Regions from separate parts of the Homo sapiens genome. Here region 1 is linked to region 2. A link is a loop called in an ENCODE intact Hi-C map of the cell type or tissue named here. Cell type or tissue: mammary epithelial cell. All regions are shown on one strand. Each heading gives the region's core, and the rest is flanking DNA. Links, peaks and the distances in the headings are about the cores only.

Region 1 (5,392 bases), core at 175-5,174, 56 kb before region 2:
TTTCTACTCATTAGATGACAATAGAATCTCAGTTTTGACTACAAAACATGTCTCCAGGCTTTACCAAATGTCCCCCAGGGTTCAAAAACATCCTTGGTTGAGAAGCATTGTGTTACAATGTATTGTGTGAAAGAGATGTTAAAGTTGTATTTATATTAAGTGTTGTGATGGAAGACGTAGAAGATGATGAAGGTATATAGAGGAATGCATACGTGAATCATTGCAAGGACATAAGAAAAGCAACTCATTAAAGTGACAGGGAACACATAAGACATTTCTTCCGTCCACAAAAAGCACACAATCTAGCAGATATAGGAAGTGGACAAATAGACCATTACAATATAGTATAATGAAAATACCCTTAGAAGTATGCAAGAATGAGACAAACACAGAAGTATCCCTAAGGAAGATTTTAGGACTCCAGAAAAAGTTACATGAATAAGTACGATGCATTACAAAAGGGCATGGATTATATTTATTAGCATTAAGTATTTATGGAGTTTGGAAGTTCAAAGAAGATGTGGAGGACATAACTTAAAAATATACAACTTGATTTCTGCTGTCAAAAAGTATAAAACAAAGTATGAAGGGCCCAATATTTATAAAACTATTAGAAAACAATAAAGTTCTAATTCTTGTGATGTAATACACAAAATTAGTACCTCCAAAAAGGAAGCAGTCAGTGTGGGCTGCAATAATAGCAGCTTCATAGAGAAGATAGGAATTGAGAGGGGTTTTAGAAAGAGAAAGGCAAATGAGGATGATAGGCCCATCAAGGCAACAGGGAAGGAAGCATAAAAGGAAATCCTCCATGATAAGAATGAGCAGGAAGGTTGGAGCTGAGTCTGTGACACTGGGGCAATAGTGACAGTATAAAATATATAAGGACAGGTTTTGAAAGCAGAGAAGCAGTTGCAGTACACAAATTTAAACCATGCTGTTTTTTTTTTTTTTTACCAGTACACTGGCAGGTAAAAGTCTACTTGAATATAACTGCATAGTTAATATATAATATTAATGAGAGAAATAAAGAAACTGGAAGAAAGTTTCAGTAATCCAGGGTGAGATGGCAAGTCTAGTGACAATAGGTTGAACAACAAAAAAAGGTGAAATCCAAATGTGTACAGTAAATATTTGCATTTTTTGTATATTAGTTATACTTTAATAAAGCTTTTGAAAAAGAATTGTAAATAATAGCACTCAGCATCCAACGAATTGTTCTCTCTCCTTTGTTTCTTTGTCCAAAACTTCTGTAAGGTTTAGCTTTAAAGGAAATAATGACTACAGGAAATAAAACAATTGGAAAAGTGAGGTGATGAAGGTAGAGGAAGATTGAATTAAAATAAAGAATCCTTGTCTGAACCAGGGATTCTCAAATCTAACTGCATTTTTGGAAGTATGGGGAGAGTCTTAAAGTTAGTGATTCTCTTGGTCAAACCCAGAGAAGCTTATATATTGACCATCCCCACTGCTGGTATGTTATAAAACTTCCTGATGACTCTAATATGCATCCAGGGCTGAGAATTACTTGTCTGGACTCACCTGAGACTGTCTTCACCTGGAGTCCCTTGACACTCAAGCTTTTGTTAGGCACACAGCTTTTCAGTAGATACTCATAAGGGGTGAGCACTGGCCCTACAACCTTTCCTCTTTTGAATTATGCACTAATTAATGATCTTCAAACCTCCTTTTTTTCATACATAAAATTAATATAACCATAAACTTCACAGTGAATTAATTCATTAGACTGGCAAAATCTACCAAGTATTTCTTGCTTCTGGTGATAGTTTTCACAATTTTAGATGATATGAAATGTTTTGGAATAAAATTACAGTTTCTTCTAAGGAACCATGTTTGTCCTTTCCTTTCTGAATAAGAAAAACAAGAGTATAAGGAGAAAGAGAAAGAGGAAGAACTATTCTTTTTTCATCTCACCCTGTTGATACATATTCAATATTAAACAAGGGTTTCTTGAAAGAAAAATTAATGATTGCATCAGGATATGTTCATGTCTATCCTTGTCCCTCTGCCTCTTCAAATAGTGCAACATATTTTCCTGATGAGTAAAACTTTCAGTGATGTTATCATATGACTGGAAAACAATACGAGAACAAGATCTCAACCAAAGCTCTGAAATTCATTATGGGAAATGTGCAAAAAACATCCTACTCAGAAATGCAGTACCAAACATAGATGGCATTGTACTTAAATTAGAAATTCTCTCATGATACTTGGAATATACTTGTAATTATGCAAATTTACAAGGACATGTTTATTCACATTTTTCTGGAATGTTAAAAGTTGAAATTCATTTTGAACCAACCAATGGTAGGAGTGATTAATACTCACTAACCAATACTCTCCTTTGTCTTAAAGTGACTGGGTTGTGTTCGATCAAATGTTTTTGGTCAAATTCTCTTTTTATCTACTCGGAAAAAAAAAAAACACACCACATTTTCAAAGACAAGGAAATGGTGTTTTTATAAAAATGCAAATATGATTAGGTCATTGCCCTGTGTAAAACCATTCTGTGGCTTTCTATTGCTCTTGCTTTAAATTAGATTTATCTTAAACTAGCCTATAAGGCCCTTCTGACCTCTCTTACTTCATCTTATGCCACTTTCCCCTTTGCTTTCTGTATTTTAGCTATGCTGCTCTTTTTTCACTTTCTCAGATGTCAAAGTCTGCTCCAGCCTCAGAACTTGAGACTGCCAGTCCCTCTCCTGGATTTCCCTGCACCCTCAGTTAACTTATCCTGTTTAGGGAAGACTTAGCTGAACTGACAGATTAGGGTAGGTACCTATATTGTCTACTGTCTGAGATCGTTCCTTAATGGTACATAAGTATGTACAATTGTATATTTTGTGTCATATTTGATTTGAGACTCTCACCCACATTTGTGTTTAAGCGTCCTGATAACAGGGATCTCATGTGCTGATTATTATAGTCCTAATATTTAGCCCAGGGTCTGATACATGGCAAGCACAGAAATAATAACTTGAGGGTTGGACAGGGTTGTAACAGTTGGGTGGGAGGTTTTTGTCTCTTAGACTCCAAATCCATAGCATAAAAGCAACATTGATTACATTTAGCATTTGTGATAGTTTGGGTATTACAAGCCTGAGGTTTCTACACATCAAGGGGGCCATGAAAGTAGTGGGGACTCTCAGGCTCCATTATTTGGAAAAGCCCAAGGGAAGGTATACTTGTCCTAAAAAACACTGCACACACACAATGATTACAATATCAAATCTTTTGGATTGTAACCAATGATAACATATCAGCACCCTTGAAGTCATGCTCATCAGAAGCCTTGATTGGCTCTGGTTTATGTCTGATTAATACCAAATGGGAAAAATGTAATCTAAGAAAAGCAGTTTAGAAGACAAAGTCCATTATAACAAGATCAACTAAGGAGAAAAACAATAGAAGTCATCTGTGGAAATAACCAGGAGGTCCTGGCAATAAGAGAGTGGTAAGGACAGTAGCTCTTAAATCTCAGCTCTACCACTCCCAGCTATATAAATTTGGACACATTTTTAAAACTAAATAAGCTCCAGTTTCTGATCTGTAAAATGGGGACTAATAATATTCACTTTATATATGTAAAGTGCCTGACACAGTGTCATGTCAGAGAGAAGGCACTATAATGTCTGGCTAATGTGGGTAACAATAGTAGAATTAATAACTATTGGATATATGCAGCCAAGAGTCTTTTTACTAAGATATCTTCAGGGATAGCTGTAAACTGCACTTTGTGTATGCATTAGTATCTCTTCTCATATGTTTAAACAGATAGCAAATATCGTTCAGTGAGGGAATTGTGACTCTTTTAATTGACTTTAGTAAGAATTAAATAATAACTGTGGATAAATTAATTTTTACCATTTTTCTTACATTCAAATTACTGTTGTCCTATGAATTTTTGTCTGTAAGGAAGCAAATCTAAGCAAATTTACATATTTCACAGACTTTTCTATTGAGCTTTTAAAATTTGATAAAGTTGTAGGTGCCATTGGTCTGTCTGTTGTCTGATATGTAGCAAAAATTTTAATTACTGCTGGAAGTTACAAAATATTTTTCAATTTTATTTCATAATTAGACAATAATGACATTTTCAAGTGAGTATATTTTCTATAACATTTTATGCATTTCAATTTATTTAGTAAGTGAAAAAAGTACAGAGATAAGTGTTAATTTATAAAAAGAAAGCTTTATTAAACTACCATCAGGAAAAGAAAAACTATTAAAATGGTTTTAGCATTCATATAAGGCAAAAATGATTCTCTTATTTCCTTGGTCAATGCACACATACATTTCTTTATGTTTGTGAAAAGAGGGCTTTCCATGTCTCACAGATCTATTAATATTCATTTAACCCTGTGTTCAATTATCAGTTGTAATAAGGATTTTATTTTCAAGTTCTCAAAAGTGATGCCACGCATTTACAATGTTCACTATGGTAGGAATTATATGTTTCTAATAGATACACCAGTATGGATCTTAAGAATGGGCTTCAGCGTGTCCATGAATTATCTGAAAACTATATTCCAATGGTTGTGCATGTTTGTATTTTTATAAAGAGAATATTAGCATTTTAAAGAGTCTCTTCCTCTGGTATTTTAAAGTAATTCTCATTTGAGACACTTGTAGCTGAGAAGACGACAAATTATTATGCACTTATGAATCTAACACCCCAGAAGAGACTGACAAAAACTATAAGTAAATGAGTATATAAGTATGGCTTGTCTCATGAAAAAGCAGCTACATCTACTTTACACTCATTTATTCATTAAACATAGTTTAAGAATACAACATAGTAGACTCATGTCTACATGCTGGAGGTAAAGTTGTGAAGAAAAAAAGGGATGAAAATGCTACTCTCATGGAGCTACCTTCTAGAAGTGGAGACAGGCAGTAAACAAAATTAATAAAGTAAATACATCATATATTAGGAATAGAGATTAGTGCTAAAGAGACAAATAAAACAGAATATCAGCCTAGAAACTGTTTGGGGTGGAAGTGAAGGGGTTACAACTTTAGACACAATGGCTAGGGAGGGTCTCACTGAGGCAAGGCTACCTGAAAAATGAATTGAAGAAAGTGCTTTAAAGCAAATTATTAGATATCTGAAGAATAAATCAGACAGAGGTAAAGAAGTCAAAGGTGGTTACATGAATATATTCAATTTCTATTGCTGCCATGACAAATTACCAGAAATTTATCAGGTTTAAAAGCGACAGATGTGTTATCTTACAGTTCTGCATTTCAGAAGTCTATCAGCAGTCTCACTTGGCTACAATGAAGGTGTCAGCAGGGCCACATTCTTTCCTGAAGGCCCTAGGGGAAAATCCATTTCTTTGCATCTTTCCCCTGATTCTCAGAGGCAGTA
Region 2 (5,392 bases), core at 159-5,158:
AGGCAGAACAGAGTACAAAATAAGCAACAAATGATGCAATGTTGCATTCAAACTGAAGACAATATTTTTTATTCCCTGTGTTCTGCTTCTTGCCTTCTTATTAGCTTTTTTCTTACCAAGGCTTCACCTTTTGTTCCTAGGCTATAGTTACCCAAATCAGACCAAAGTGCTCATGCATGCTTCACCCAGTTTAGAAGCAATTACATTTATGCTAACTATGAAAACTGATACAGCTAAGTCTCACTACAAAAAAAAAATCAAATAATTCATTAAAGACATAAAAAGATTGACCACTAAACATTTATTTGAATAACTCTTAATTCTTAAAAAAAATTATTTTAAGTTTAACTTAGCATTGCTTTGTTCTTCCTTGAATTAGAGCATTGCTGTAATATTCTCTTATTCCCTAAGTAGCTTTTTCCTCAATTTTCAATTTATTGTCACCTACACCTTCTAAGCCACTTATATCTGGCATCATTGCTAATTTCCCTCTTCCCTGGATCTTTCATTTTTAATCAATCAACAAATATTGCCAATTTGTATCTCATATTTTCATCCACTATATTAGTTTGTTTTCACACTGCTATGAAGAACTGCCCAAGACTGGGTAATTTATAAAGGAAATAGGTTTAACTGACTCATAGTTCAGCATGGCTGGGGAGACCTCAGGAAACTTAAAATCATTTTGGAAGGTGAAGAGGAAACAAGGCACCTTCTTCACAAGGCGGCAAGAAGGAGAAGAGCTGAGCAAAGGGGGAAGAGCCCCTTATAAAACCATCACATCTCATGAGAACTCATTCACTATCAGGAGAACAGCATGGGGGAAACCACCCCCATGATTCAATTACTCCTACCTGGTCTCTCCCTTGACACGTGGGGATTATGGGGATTACAATTCAAGATGAAATTTGAGTAGGGACACAAAGGCTAATCATATCATCCACATATTCTCTTTATTTTCCATTCACTTATTTCTTATTAGCAAAAGCTAATGTATATATTAATTTTTTAGTTTCAAGAAGCTGTATTATGTAAAGAAGGGTTTCTAGATAGTGATGTGAACCCAGAAAATCTGAGACAGGTCTCAGTTAATTTAGAAAGTTTATTTTGTCGAGGTTGAGGACTTGCCTGTGACACAGCCTTAGGAAGTCCTAACAAAATTTGCCCGAGGTGGTTGGGGTACAGATTGGTTTTATGCATTTTAGGAAGACATGAGACATCAATCAATATATGTAAGCAGTACATTGGTTTGGTCCGGAAAGGCAGGACAACTTGAAGCAAAGGCAGGAAGACTTGAAGATTCCAAGGAGGGAGCTTCTAGGTCACTTAGATAGGTGAGATATAATGATTGCATTCTTTTGAGTTTCTGATTAGCCTTTCCAATGGAGGCAATCAAATATGATCTGTCTCAGTGAGCAGAGGGATAACTTTGAATAGAATGGGAAGCAGGTTTGCCCTAAGCAGTTTCCAGCTTGAGTCTTCCTTAGTGATTTTTGGGGGCCCAAGATATTTTCCTTTCACAGTGGTATAGAAATTTTTAAAGGGGAAGGAAAGAATAACTCTAGTATGATCTGGTGGAAAAACCAACCTACCAACACTGACTCTTCAATGAGGTGTTGAAGTGATAGTCAGTATGTTCACTCTTCACCCTTCTAGATGCTTCCTCAATGCTGTCCTTCACCCTCAGGGTCAGCAAGAGGTATGCTCTGGGATTCTTTTGCTATCAAGATGGTGAGTTTCAATAAGTAATTGATATTGTATTTTCTGCCTTACATTGTGGCCCCTTTAAAAGGATGTCATTGTAGCTTAGGTATTTAACTCATTGGTTGAATCTCAGGCACTGGAACCTATGACCACAATGGCATCAATAAGGCCTTGAGAATAATCCAGTTTTCATAGGTCAAAAAGGATAACTAAGTAAAATTAGAGCAGTATCTTCTATCTTATGAGTCATCTACATAATATAATATTTTTACTTCAGGACTTAGATTATTCAGTGATAAATTATGCATAAAATTGTAGTTGAAAATAAGAAAGAAAAAAGTCCTTCTTGAACTTAACATTGAAAACCCAGACCAAGCTATACATTAACTCATATGTGAACATGGTTTCTAAATTTCTGAAATGTAGTCAAGAGTGGCAACACACTCCTGTAGGCCAGCTACTTGGGAGGCAGAGGTGGGAGGATCACTTGAGCACAGGAGTTCAGGCTGCAGTGAGCTATGATTGTGCCTATGAAGAGCCACTGCACTCAAGCCTGGGCAACATAGCAAGATCCTATCTAAAAAAATAAAATATTCTGAAATGTAGATCATAAACTATATTAATATGTTAAAATGGAGAAATTAAGTAACTATTTATTTGTTTTCTATTTAAAAAGTTAAGCTTTTGCCCGCAGAAATTATGTGCATATGCCCTTTACAGAGGATGATGAACCGTTGTGTGCAAAGATCTCAGAGAATGCCTCCAGATTCACTGTTCTGTCTTCTACCTTGTTGAGCTCAGAAGTCAAGCTGGAAAACTAGCCAGAGGAATAGGCCTTCTCTCAGAAACAAAGAAATGAACAGAAAAAACTGTTATTTTATAGGATTCCCCAAAAGTTTAAAAAATAAGAATAAACCTGGCTTTCTGGGCCCTCTAAAAATAGTAAGTATTTGTAGCACTAGGTTGGACTCACCACTTAGCCTTGAATTGAATATTTAAAGCTTACATAACATATAGAAAACATCTCTTCATTTCAAAGGAGAAACAAAAAGGAAACCCAGAGATTTAAAATTTATTAGCCCTAGATAGCTAGTTAGGGGCAGAGCAGAAACAAGAAACAAACTTCTCGACTCCAAATTCAAGTCCTTTCTGCCCATTTTACTTTCTAAAAATAGGAAAATCAGATTAAACATTCCCTAGACTGAATTCCTGTCCTTGGAAAGGGTGAATTCCTGGTCTGCTACCTAAACTTGCATGTGGATCTTCGGTATGTTGACCACGAGTTAATGACTCATTCCCTATTAACCATAGTTATTCTCTCTCCCTACTCTTTGAACAGCCCACAGTCATTTCTGTTATTACAAGATTTGACTCTCTGCTCTCTCTGTAAATCTCATTTTTAAAATTCTCTTTTCCTTGATCACTGTACCCTGGAATACCTCCTTGTTGTCTCTTGTACCTCAGGGGCATTGTACTTCTCAGTTGTGATGTTCTTCCTCCAGATACTCTCACAGCTCACTCCCTTGCCATGGTCAAGTTTCTGTGCAAACGTCACCCTGTAAGTGAGGACTTTCTTAACTATTCTATGTAAAGTAGGTCTACTCTAAAAATCCCCCTCTCTTTTCTGTGAGATATAAAAATATTTTTAAAATCTTTTATATATTTGTATAGCCCTCATCATTTGGCATACTATGCTTTTTGCATATTTATTTATTTCTTAAGTATCCTATTCACTAGGAATACAACTTCCATTAGGGTAGATTTTGGTTTGCTTCGTGTACTGCTGCATGTGCAAAACCTACAACAGTGCTTGGCATAGTTTGTGTTCAATACATTTGTTGGACTAAATTAATCAACACTTAATGCTTCTTCCCCAGGTGCCCATTTCTCCAACTTCCTTCACTCCTCAACATATATCACCACTGTCTTTCATCTAGGACTGCTAGGCCTTCCAACTATAAAGAAATATAAAAAATGAAAACTTTAGTTAAATTTCTCAGGGGAAATTACACCAGTAAAACGACAACAAGGCAATGGGTCTCTTTTGGATGTGCACACATTGAGGAAATGAACCATTTATGTCAAATGTAGTAATAAGCCTTCCTCTTTCTCTACCTTGTTCTCAATGGTATAAAATCAGATCTTTTCTCAAAACTCCCATAACAAGTTAAAAAAACATTTATCTCAACATTTAATACACTTTCCTATGTTTGTAAATATTGCTCTCTCTAATCTGATTATGAATTTCTTAAGATCGGAGACAGTTCTCCATCTTTCTTTTCCTCAGGATGATTAAAACATAGGAAATGCTAGTAAATTTTTACTTAATTGACTTGAATTAAATATTACAGTGAAATTAAGACAAGAAGATCTCCATGAAGCCAGTGACTGCCTTGTATCTCTAGAATTCCAATGCTTGGAGCAAAGCTAACAGATAGCAGGAAGTCTGTAAAGGTGAAATTAATGAATAAAATAATGAGGCAGAGTTGGAAAAAAGCAAAAGTTCAGAGTAACAGGAAGACTGATTAAGCGATTCATGCCAAAAAGCAAAGTAAAAGTATTTTTAAGTCTGAGACAAAGAGACAGAAAGAGACTACCTGAAAGTCATCCAGAAGGAGACTACTTCACCAAAAAAAGGTGTGACTCACTATATTACTCTATTTGCTTTATTGTGATACTTTCGAACCAAACTCACAATATCTCTGAGATATGTCTCTACTTACATATCTATGATAAAGTTTAATTCATAAGTTAGGCACGGTAAGAGATTAAAACAATCACTAACAATAAAATAGAACAATTATAATAATATACGGTAATAAAAGTTGTATAAATATGATGTCTCAAATTACTGTAATATTTTTGGACTGTGGAAAGATAAACCATGGATAAGGGGAGACTACTGTATTCCAAATCTTATTTCACTTATTTTATTTTCCTAAACACTCTCACTGAAACTTTACTTCACAAATAGATTCAATGGGCCTAACTTCCCTACGTGATTATTAATATTTTAAGAACTCATATTTATATACTATTGCTTTAAATAATATTCACCTAAAGGAAGCTCTCCATAAGTTTTTAAACACTTATAATTTATTAAGCATGTTATACTAATGAATTACTATCAATTTACCTATATAACATTTTTTTTTTGTTAAGAAATCCAAATATTTTTATAGGGTGACCCCTGGAAATCTGTCATTCTATTAGGGGCCTGTTAACCACTGTGAAAGAAGATAAATGTGCATAGGCACTGAAATAGCTACTTATCCTGAGAAGCCAAATCCCATTAACCCAGCTAAATTGACTCTACTCACACTGATTTGATCAGAGAATCACTTAGCAGAAATCAGAGGCATTTGCCACTGTGGGCGAAAATAGTATCCTAAACTGCTTTCAAGTTTGAATCAAGGACAGCAATATGATATAAACGAAAGTATCAACAATGAATAATTCTGGGTCATTCCTACCCACTGCTTCTGAAGAAATGTAGGCTGACTTTATTTGAGCTATTGTATGTATAATTGTTAAATAGCATTGCTCAGTAAAAAATCAATGGCAAACCCCAAATAATTTAATGAGTGCACATGCAATTTGAGTGTTACCAATTTTTAGAGTTGCATTATTATATGCATATATATCATAAAAATTACATATTAACAATTCCCCAAAGTTTAGATGATTA

Evidence for each region. A loop is a pair of places that touch in the nucleus more often than their neighbours do. Peaks named below come from ENCODE experiments on the same cell type or tissue, not always from the same donor. Only the 100,000 strongest peaks of a DNase experiment are listed, where the experiment ranks them.
Region 1: a loop joins it to region 2, with 2.7 times the contacts of the local background. A loop is called at or near these places in 1 of 110 quality-filtered maps.

What each region holds. Positions count from the first base shown.
Region 1 is chr2:188,140,762-188,146,153 of GRCh38, forward strand. All of the region lies in intron 2 of LINC01090 (long intergenic non-protein coding RNA 1090), which reads right to left. Among named protein-coding and RNA genes, the nearest start is that of LINC01090, 140 kb to the right of the region's middle. In mammary epithelial cell, for the core only: no CTCF peak of the experiment used is centred there; a DNase peak (open chromatin) is centred at 2,070; H3K27ac peaks cover 1,997 bases.
Region 2 is chr2:188,196,861-188,202,252 of GRCh38, forward strand. The region is part of intron 1 of LINC01090 (long intergenic non-protein coding RNA 1090); the gene reads right to left. Among named protein-coding and RNA genes, the nearest start is that of LINC01090, 88 kb to the right of the region's middle. In mammary epithelial cell, for the core only: no CTCF peak of the experiment used is centred there; a DNase peak (open chromatin) is centred at 3,151; H3K27ac peaks cover 1,641 bases.